Linked DNA regions of Mus musculus: region 1 is linked to region 2. Evidence: chromatin loops called from intact Hi-C (ENCODE). Cell type or tissue: heart. All regions are shown on one strand. Links, peaks and the distances in the headings refer to the core of each region. The heading gives the core; the rest is flanking DNA.

What was found. Peaks named below come from ENCODE experiments on the same cell type or tissue, not always from the same donor. Only the 100,000 strongest peaks of a DNase experiment are listed, where the experiment ranks them.
Region 1: it touches region 2 in a loop (2.8-fold over the local background); 4 of 42 quality-filtered maps call a loop at or near these places.

What each region holds. Positions count from the first base shown.
Region 1 is chr6:146,723,037-146,728,413 of GRCm38, forward strand. Stk38l (serine/threonine kinase 38 like) reads left to right here and starts at 1,894. Exons shown (of 14, transcript NM_172734.3): 1 at 1,894-2,011. In heart, for the core only: a CTCF peak has its summit at 2,002; a DNase peak (open chromatin) is centred at 1,915; H3K4me3 peaks cover 1,979 bases; H3K27ac peaks cover 1,936 bases.
Region 2 is chr6:146,575,677-146,581,023 of GRCm38, forward strand. It overlaps Ints13 (integrator complex subunit 13), which reads right to left and starts at 2,159. Exons shown (of 18, transcript NM_138757.2): 1 at 1,625-2,159; 2 at 549-784. The coding sequence starts at 773. Fgfr1op2 (FGFR1 oncogene partner 2) reads left to right here and starts at 2,235. Exons shown (of 7, transcript NM_026218.2): 1 at 2,235-2,532. In heart, for the core only: a CTCF peak has its summit at 1,882 (motif pointing right); DNase peaks (open chromatin) are centred at 1,835, 2,165 and 2,545; H3K4me3 peaks cover 3,710 bases; H3K27ac peaks cover 2,514 bases.

The DNA of each region.
Region 1 (5,377 bases), core at 66-5,065, 150 kb after region 2:
CTGCCTGCCTTTGTCTGGGATCGTCATTTCAAAGAATGGTTGACCCTTGCATACTGGATGTTTCTGTGGAATAAACACTCTTTGTTTTTGCATACTATCTGAGTCTGGGCTCTTCCTTCAGTGATTTTTGGACCCTTACATTGTATATATGTGTCTCTGTGTAAGTGTGCACATGTACATGTATGTAGGTGCCTCTGGTAGCTGAAAAGGGGCATCCAATTTCCTGAACTGGAGTTACTAAGGTGTGCACCATCTGCTGTGGGTGCTGGGAACCTAACTCTGGCCTTTTGTGAGAGCAGAAGAGGGCCATCCTCTAGCCCTTGCATATATTGTTTTAATAGTGTAAAAGCTAAGGGTATTTCATAAAATCCCACTGTTTGAAGAATGGATTTGTTTTTTTTTGTTGTTTTGTTTTTTTTTTGTTTTTTTTTTTTTTTGTTTTTCGAGACAGGGTTTCTCTGTATAGCCTTGGCTGTCCTGGAACTCACTCTGTAGACCAGGCTGGCCTCGAACTCAGAAATCCACCTGCCTCTGCCTCCCGAGTGCTGGGATCAAAGGCGTGCGCCACCACACCCGGCTCCAAGAATGGATTTGTTAATAGTGATTGGGAATATTGGTTTGTCTTACTCAAAGACCAGTTTTATCTTAAAAAGCAAAACTCTTGTCACTTTCCCAAAACTCTCCCCTGTGTTCTCCATGGGAAAGTGATTTTCTAAATATCACACACTCTTCTCCCTTTATCCACAGATTCACTTTGGCAGTACCCACAGTCAACCATGTTCCAAAATTATGAAGTGGAAAATTCCAGAAATAAATGATTCACCAGTTTTAAACTGAAAATGCCGTTCTAAGTAGCCAATGAAGTCTCTCACTCCCCTCACTGTGTTGCTCCCAGGACGCTAGCAGTTCCTCTGGAGTGTCAATGTTGTGTATGTGAAACTCCTGGCCCCCTGGGAGGCATGGTCCTTGTTCCAATAATCCTCATTTTATTTCATAATAGCCCCAAAGCACAAGAGCAGCTGGCTGTCTACATCAAAGATAAGATTTAGCCTGCTTTTGTATTGTTAAGACTGGGTCTCACTCTGTAGCTCTAGCTGGGCTCAAACTCACTATGTAGCCCAGGCTGGTCTCAAACTTGCCGCAGCTTCTGCCTCAGCCTCCTTGGTGATGGGATTACATGCATGAAACACTGTACCTGGCGTCAAAGTTTGTTTGTTTGTTTGTTTTTTTAAAGTAAATGTTGTTGAGGTTGCTTAAATCTATGGTTCGGTTGTTAATCTCTTACTGTGCTGGATGTATAAATTAAGAGTAGGTGTGTGTAGGACACACAGTGTATAGTGTTTGGCTAGTCCGCGGGTCCTGAAGTTTGCCTGCCTACCTTTGATGCGAAGGGAAGAGACAATGACGACGACAATTTTCTAGCCTAATGCTGTATGTTATGTTGTCAACTGCTCTGGGATTTTTCAGGTAAGTTTAGCAAATTTTCATGTATGCTGGTAAGTTTCTTGTGGTCTTCCTAAATTCTAAATCCTCCTAAGCCTTTCGGGTTCAGTTATAGAGACGTGGAAGTCACAGAGCTGCTACATTGGTGATCTCTCCTCTATGGAGCCATCTTTGCATTGCCTTGAGGAGAGCTCCATCACACCAGGCCTCTCTCAGGGTCAGGCAGAACCAGTTAGAACTGGAGAGGGCCATGAGACAAGAACGTTACAACGCCCAGTAGTGATTAGACTGAGCTCAGGTTCCTGGACCAACCTACACTTCCGCCCGCGAAGGTGGGGGTCGGTACTGGCGCTGACGCCAGAAGGACACTTCCGCCTGGGTGCGTATGACGTCAGGGGCGACCCCTTTAAAAAAAAAAATCTAGGAGATCAAGTCTCGCGAGATTCTGGCGCGGCCGCTTTGGCACCGCCTCACGGGGCGGGACGAGGCGGGGCCTGGCGCGAGAGACGCGCGCCGCGGGCTGCGGTGACTGAGGAGGAGGCTGAGCGGGCGCGGGCGACACCGGCAGGTGAGAGCGGGCGAGGGCACCGGCGCCGGCGCGGGGCAGGGCCGCGGGGCTAGGGCGGCGCTCGCTGCGGGGAGGTGTGAGGGGCTTGGCGCGGTACAGCCCGCGGCGCCCAGCCCAGGTGTCCCTGGCGGAGCGGAGAACCGCGGCCGTGCGCGGCGTCCCCGGGCTGCAGGCGGGGCCGCGCCCCCACCGCCTGTCAGTCACCGGGGCCTTCGCCGAGCCGGGTGCGGCAGCCTGCGTACCGGGAGCGGAGCCGCCAGCCCCGCGCGCGTCCTGCTCCGGGCCCACCTTCCCGTCCCCTCCGGACGCAGAGGGCACGGCTCGCCGGCACAAAGTTGCCGGTGCACAGCGACGGCAAACTGTGCCCGAGCCGCGGCGTCCCTGTCACCGATGCTACTTTCTCTGTTGCGGGGTCGCTCTTGGGTCCCGAAGTTTGGAGAAACGCGGTGAAGAGATGCGAGGTGGGTCTGGAGCAGCGGCTGGTGTAGAGGTGCGCTGCTGCCGCCCCTCGGGACTCACTCGGTGCAGAGCCGGCGCGCTCTCCGGCTCCTCTGCAACTTGGGACGCGTTTCGGTAGAAGCCACTTATGGATTTGGCTCTGGTATTAGCCACACGACTGCCAAGAAGCCAGGCGAACAAAGTTCAATGGTTTTAAGGTGGTGATTACCCCTTATTTGGCAGTCGTGGCTTAAATCGGTCAGGTCTCCCTACTTTAAGTCAATAAGCCTTGCAATTTGCATATCAAGTTGTCTTGATGTCTCACGCACAAGCCTAAATGGAAAGGTTTTTCTCTTACGCCTCAGGATATATAAAACAATTAAGTTTATTATGCTCTTTCCCTCGTGGCCAAGAGGCACTTTATTTGAGTTAGTTGCTCTTGTGTCTATTTGGGGAGATAATTTAGTTAAATATACGATAAATTATGATATTGCGCGAGGTCATAAAAGTACTTTTATTTGGAAAATCCTGGTCTCAGAAGAAGTACAAGGGATAAAAGTTTGGTATTTGCCTTCGCTCTGCTGAGCGTTTTTTCTCCTAGTTAGAGGCCCGATTAGGCATCCCATTTGTTGGGATGTGTTTAGAATGAGAAGCATAGTTCGGTGTAGTTTCCGTGCTCTTTTGAAAGGCCTTGCTGTTAAGTAATGAACAAATTAGACTCAGAAAAACCACATTAAATAGAATACTGGAAGTCTCAGCACTTGTTTTCTTGAGTTTGCTTACAAATAAGCCAAAGAATAGAAACTAAGGCTGTCTAAATAAAAAGGTGTTCTCTGCAGTTTTTATTATTTAAAACAGTTTTAAATTTTAAATATATTTTGATCATAGTCCCTTCTCCCTCAAGCCCTTCCAGATCCTCTCCTCCTCTCTACCCACCCAACTTTAAGTTCTTTCTCAAAAACCAAACTCTGCAGCTTTTTAAATACTAGATTTTAATTTCAAAAAGTGGGACATTAAGAACAAAGGAAAATGATAAAAAACCAAAATGATAAAGCATTAGTCTCAGTTTGGCCATTTTTCTTTAGAAAAGTTCCACTCTCTCAAAGACCAGTGACATCTTGTTAGTAGAATTGGTAACATGCCTTAGCAAGTGCCTTCTCACAGAGCTAGGAAAAGTTGAAGACACCAAAGCCAGGAGGATTTTTGTATCTTGCTGTAATGTTAAATGAGTTTATTTTCCATAAATGTAGGACCAGTTAAGCAAGCATATTGCTGTTTGAGAATCCTAGCATTACTTTCAAATCAACAGATGGGCAAGCTATGACTGGGTTAGACTAGACATATGCAGAAAGCCTGCCCTTGAATTTTTATATGAAAAGCACCATGGTCTCTTTCAGTGAGATGATGAAAGCAAGCTTAAGGCAGCAGAGTTGTGTTTAAACAAGCAGGTATATTCTCCTATCCTTTCTTCTTTGTTCCCCCAACAGTTTCTGTTCAAGTCCCAAGGAAGTATTTAGTGAGGCATGATCAGTGCTGCCATATACAGGCTACAGGGCACTTCAATCTCCAGGTAAAGGTTCTGCTGATTGCCAGGATATTATTGTTTACAAGCATTGGAAGGAGGGATGAAGGGAGAGAAGGGTTAGTTGCCTGCCTTACACAAATGCTGTGGTCTTTGTCCTGAGGGAGAAACATGTGACTCCACTTCCAGTAACTAGAATATAAAATTCCTACTGAAGCCAAGGAAGGAAGGATCAGTCCTACCAGACAACTCAAGGGTTTCAGGAGGAAAAGGCATCTGTGCAGATGATTTGGATGACCTGGTGGATGGTAAGACTGTAAGAGAACACTTTATACAGGGCCTCTGTTGCCAAACCCTTCGCTTATATATCTTGTTTACCAGAGGGAGCGTTTCTATTACTCCCACCTTGCTGAGGGAGTAAATGAGGTGTCAAAGTCAGGTAGACAGTAAGTAGTAGAGTTGCTTTGGCCTAGACACCATGGGTTTACACACTACCTCCCATTGTCATTCAGGAAGGTCTTGCTCAGGTCTGTAGTTGCAAAGAGTGGATTTCGGAAAATGCATCTAAATTTTGGGAATGCCAACGAAGTGAAAACCTAGGTAAATGAGTTGTGGTTTTTGTTTGTTTTTGAGACAGAGTTTCACTGTGTAGCTGTATAGTTCCAGGGTGTTCTGAAACTTAGTCCAGGCTGGCTGTAACTCACACAAATCATTTGCTTCTGTCTCCACAGTGCTGGGACTAAAGGTATGCACCACCACACTCAGCAAAGGAAATATTATTTTTGGCATGTAAAATTTAGTCACTTTGAAAGTTACTTTTCATGCTAATTAGTTGTAGCCATCAAGTGAGACCCATGTAGATTCAAAATGAGAAATTAGGAATACCCCTTCCCTGCTGCAACATTTCAGTTGTTGTATTATATCTTGTGTGTCTAAAGGCTACTTGGCATTAGATATTGTTTGGATTGAATTATGAAGTTGAAATTGAGTTGATGTCAGTCTCAGACCTTTCAGTTTTTATTTCCATAAATAGCTATTCCGATAATGTCTGAAGCAAGGTTTGGAATAGAGTTTTGTACATGTGTAAAATGAGAGAAGTTCAGCCATGGATACTCAATATTGGAGTGTCATTTAATGTCTCGGAGAATGTGAAGTCACAGGTGTTAATATCAGACACTGTGCTTCATACAGGTCTGCTAGATAAATGGATGTTGAAAAAATTGTCTGTCAGGTTCTAGTTATGAATTTTCAGGCTTAATGTTTGGTACTGGTTAACTGAAAACTGGAATCAGTAAATTCACTTAAACGTAAATGGTGTATATGTGAGCATTGGTGGGTCCCTGCCTATCCTTACCAACCATACTGTGAGATCTAGGCTCTTACCTTCTTCATCTTTGCTCAGATGA
Region 2 (5,347 bases), core at 1-5,000:
ATCAAATGTCAATGTTTCCTCTTACTGATGAAAACAAAAGAAAAGAAAAACAAAACACCAGCAACAACAACAACAAAAACTTAGTTTTTTGGAGTTGGGGAAATGGTTCACATCTTTAATCCCAGCACTTGAGAGAAAGGTGGACTTCTGTGAGTCCAAGGCCAACTTGGTCTACAAAGTGAGATCCAGGACAGCCAGGGCTACAAAATAACCTCAACATTCCCAATTGTTCTCAAAGTTCAGTGCCTGTTCCATGCTTACAACATACTTTATATATGGCCTAACATGTATAGATAGTACATACTTCACTGGACTGTTGGAGAGGCCAGTAGGTATACAGTACTTTGGGATACACCTGGATCTTGTAAGTGCTCAGCGCCATCATTACTGCTGTCTGCAACTAAATACCAACACTGCACTAATCATAAAGGGCAGCTCTACATACATTTGAACTATACAGTTATAAATCTACAGTAAATTCACATAATAATTATAGACACAGTTAATTAAGTACATCATCCCATCACAATTGTGTTCATAACACTCACCAGCTTTTTGAAAGGAAATATGTCATACATTATTCTACAATATTCCATGGAAGATTCTACTGAGCAAGTCCACAAGGATTTGGAGATGGGAGCCAAAGGGATGATGCCTTGGGTCCTGTTCTTCACCAGCATATCAAACTCCACATGCTGCCTACAGGATTCTGCCATGTATGGGCAGTGATCCACAACAAACACTGTTTTATGAGATTCAGAAAAAATCTTCATTTTGTTTTAACCTGTAAAAGGATAAACAAACTAGTCAAAACGATGACACATAACATTTATCATAAATGATTTCTCACTTAAGTGTGTTTTCAAGATTTGATACGGATCCTAAGTTCTGAGAATTTTGTGCAAAAAAGGCCAAAGTAATGGTGCCAGTTCAAAGAATATGCCACATCATACCATGCAGTCTATCTACCAAATGAAGTTAGTTCATACTTCTTTTTTTCTTTTACAAAGCACTTAAAATAGAAGAAAACATCTGTGCACATTGTATTTGATTCTTATGCCTACAAATCACAGATCTAATTCCTCAAATGTATTTATGGTGATCCTTGTTAGGGGCTAAGGGAAATCAACAGGAAAAGACTGACAGCAAAAGTACAACCCAAAATAGACACACATCTCCTACGGTAACTGCATATTGCGTCTTTCTATGGCTTCAAACTCATCCTCTCCCTCCACTTGCAATACACTACAGTAATTCACCACGTAGACCACAACAAGCAGATGCTATCCCATGCTGGCGAAGAGAAAACACTTCTAAAACTTTTTCTTATAAACACAGAACATGTGGTGCACTGCCCTGCTTCGCTCCTAAAATTTTACAGACCAAAAAAAAAAAAATTTTTTTTTTAAACCTACATTCTAAAGCACCTGGGAAACAGCAAGTGTTCAAGGTAACAAACCACCTTAGGGTCCCGCTATTACCTCCTGCTGCTCTGGAACGCACCGCCCCTCCCCGCCAAAGTCCCTGTCTGCAAACCTTCTGCACACACCTGACTGCAAGGGGGGTGGGGGGCGGCGAACGAGGTGAGTGGATGGGGAAGACCTCGGCATCGAGGTTCGCTTACTTTCGTGCCTGGTCCTGCAGTGAATGAACGGAGGCTGAGAGAGAAGGCGGACGAGGGTGGGTGGGGAGTCGGCGCACAGTCGGTCTGGTACAACCCGCAGAAGACTGACTGCCCGGCTCATCTCCCAACACTCCGGCTGCTTAAACGCAGGGGCGCGCGCATGCGCGTGCAAGCACAAGAGCGCACTCGGACTCGCGCGTGCGCACGGCGCTCTCGCACAGCCCCGCCATCTTCCCTTCTCCTTAGAAGCCACCAGAGGCCGAACCGGAAGAGGGCGGAGCAAGTGAGGGGAAAAAAAAAGCCTTTAACATTTGTTCCCAATCAACCGTAGGGAAGAACGGTCAGGACGACCCGAGAGATCCCCCCACAAAGTACTAAGCCACGGCCGGGACAAGCCAGCCTCGGCTCTGGACAGGCAGAGCCTACCCACCCAACCTCCCCTCTCCGCCTCCAGTCCGGGCCGGTAGCCCCTCGGAAAACACGCGAGAGTGTGCGAGCGGCAGAGCAAAACCTTGAGAGGGGGGCGAGGAGAGAAGCCCCGCCCCCTCCCCGTTCTCCAATCAACGGCCAGCCGTTTACCGGGGGTGGGGCCTTCGGGAACCAGCAGAGGGAAGTCTCGCGAGGCTTGTCGCTCAGCGGCTGCGGGTCGCGGAGGTTCTGGTCCGCCCGGGATGGGGCCGAGACGAGTGGGTTTCCCGTACGTCCCGCCGCTGTGTGAGCAGGACTGTGCGTCCGCTCGCTGAGCAGGCGCAGCGAGGGCGCGGAGACCACTCCGTGGGCACTCCACCTCGCGGGTGGTCGTCGCCCCAGGGGGACTGAAGCGCAGTGGAATAACTACACGCGTGGGCGAGCCTCTGAGCCGGGCTTCCTCTCTCCGTGCTCTCCCTGAGGTCCTGCCGGGAACTGAGGTACGGAAAGTTCCCTGAAAACCCTGGGCCTGCACGCCGCGGGACACCCCTTCCGGGTTCCCCTTCCTGCCACTCGGGAGCTCCGTGGGCGGTGGCCTGAGGGACTTGTCACTGTTGAGTTTACCTCAGCACACTTGACCGCGTTTGCGCCTGGGACTTAGCCACGGTCCTGAGGGAGCTGCTGGGATCGTTTGAGTCCCTCAGCGGCCTTCCAAATTCGGTTTCAAGTTGAAAAACTGGTTTTCTCCAGACAAATGTTTCAGAAGCTCCAAGTGTGTGCATTCCACCATTTTCAAGAACAGTGCAGTTCTCTGCTTTCAGAGTGATGTGTGTGGACAGGATGCTTATTGGTGTGTGTGGTCTGCACGCATTCTTTCTTTATCCCATTCTAAGGTTTTCTTTGAAAGACACATGCTTTTTATATTGCTACCAGCATCTGTGTCTGCTCCTCAAGAGTGAGGACTCTCTTTTCTTCCCGTCCTCCTTTCCAGAACACGGACCTCAGAACTGCCTACGTTCTGTATTCCACTCACACTGCACCAGGTTTTTTTGCTTCTTTCACTGTGACTGTTACAGTTGCCCTTCCTCCACCCCAAACCGGTGTCCCCGCCTCAGCCTTCCATACTTACTGTGACATGTATTCGCCTGAAACTTTTTCAAGTTCTAATTTAAGCATATCGATTCATCAGGGTTTTTTACCATCCTATCTCATCATATTTTACCTTTTCAGTGTCATCTTATTGCCACCCCTAATTCCTTTCCAAACACTGTGCCATGTGAGTCCATATAGTCTGCTAGAATGCTTGCTTTTCCTTCTGTCTTATCATCTATCAAAACCCAATTCATAGATGATTCTTTTTAGACTCCCTCCGGTGACATTGACAGTACAATGAACTCGGATAGCTCTTGACATAGTTTTGCAGTATTCATTAGGATGTATTATTTGTTCAATTACCTGTCTCTCCTGCCAGCTTGAACTTGAGTCTGGAATCATGTCTTATTCATGTTTAAAACAAATGCTATCTCAGTGTTGGCACAGAGCAAGCAATATATATATATATATATATATACACATACACGCACATATATATATTTATTTATAATGTCATTCTAAAGAATTTGATATAAAAATTCTGTCTCTTAGAAGTCAGAATATTAGAACCTAAAGGAACTTTTTTTAGGGTAAAAGCCTTTACTTACCTGCTTTGAACATGAGCAGTCATGTACTCCTAACACTTATGTAATTGTACTTTTGTTGTTAGTGGTTGGAGATTGTATATAATATCAAAAGCACATGCATGCACACACCCTATGTATTCAAATGACTCTATGTTAGTATCATGTTTGACAACTAGGATTTTATGTGATGCAAATGTTTTTGATAGTGCTCAGCATAAGAAAAATTTTACCGACTCTTGGCCATATGTTAGAAATAACTGGTTTGGGTTAGGTTAGTCCTTTTTTGGATTGTTAATTTGAACACACACACAGCATAGCCACGATTTTAAGGAGCATATAAATTGGTCTTCATTCAATGTGCTCTTTCTCTCAAATTGTGTTCCTTTCAACTTTAAGAACTGCTTTTCAGCCAGGCGGTGGTGGCACATGCCTTTAATCCCAGCACTTGGGAGACAGAGGCAGGTAGATTTCTGGGTTCGAGGACAGCCTGGTCTACAGAGTGAGTTCCAGGACAGCCAGGGCTACACAGAGAAACCCTGTCTCAAAAAACAAAAACAAAACAAAACACAAACAAAAAAAGAACTGCTTTTCTTCCTCAAGCTCCAAGTACATTAATTTTCAGGAAGAATAGAAACTTTCTGTAATTTCAAATAGTTTATATGTCTTTACAAGATACTCATTTTTATGTGTTCTTTATATACATTCTTTATGTTTGTTTATGAGTTGTTGTTGGAATCTGTACGTAGACTTGACTGTCCTAGAACTCACTTGATAGACCAGGCTGGCCTTAAGTTCACAGATAATCACCTGGCTCTGCCTCCCTAGTGCTGAGATTAAAAGTATGTACCACCATATTTGACTATATACATTCTTGATCTCTTAAAGTATTTCTCTGAATGACTTGAAACACATTTTTATTTTGCTATTTTCATGTGCCAGTTAATATATTACCTTTGTATTTACAAACACTAGAGGTACCCACCCGAGCAGTAACAATTTAAACTCCTGACATTTAAAAATACAGCTGTCATATGTCACCATTTTTTTTAAATCTCCAGAAATTGGGTAATTAGTAGATTTGTTTATGAAAGAAACAAGAGTTACTTGAATTTTTTCGGATTTTTCCTTAACTAAAGCTAAAAAGTAACCAGCTGGCAGTTGCTGCTGTGGGTGGGTGGTGGTTTCTCTAAGGAGCAGCAGAATGTTCTGGACCATCTGTAAGACTCTGACTGCAGATGTCTTAGTGGTCGAGTGGGTGAAAATGTGGCTAAAGCAGGAAGCAAAAGAAGAAAGGAAACTTGTTTCTTAAAGGTGTACCTTTGTAATTTGAGCCTACCTGTTTAAAATAATTTAAGTGTATTATGGCTAGTTAAGACAAGCACTGAGAAAATAAGCAAATACATTGAAAATATTCCTTTTTTAAATTGGAGTCATTTTTTTTAGTGTGTAACAGAATGTGTTAAACAGTATCCCACTTTATTTACTGGTCAAAAGGGAAGAGAAGCATCTTTCAAAAAGGATGGCAAAACAGATTCACATTATAAAACATTTTAAGCTTTTCTGAGGTTTACAAACAGGAAATGAGTATATAGATTTTCAGAAGCTGTGTCACTGTTTTTCTGAAATGTTAATTAGG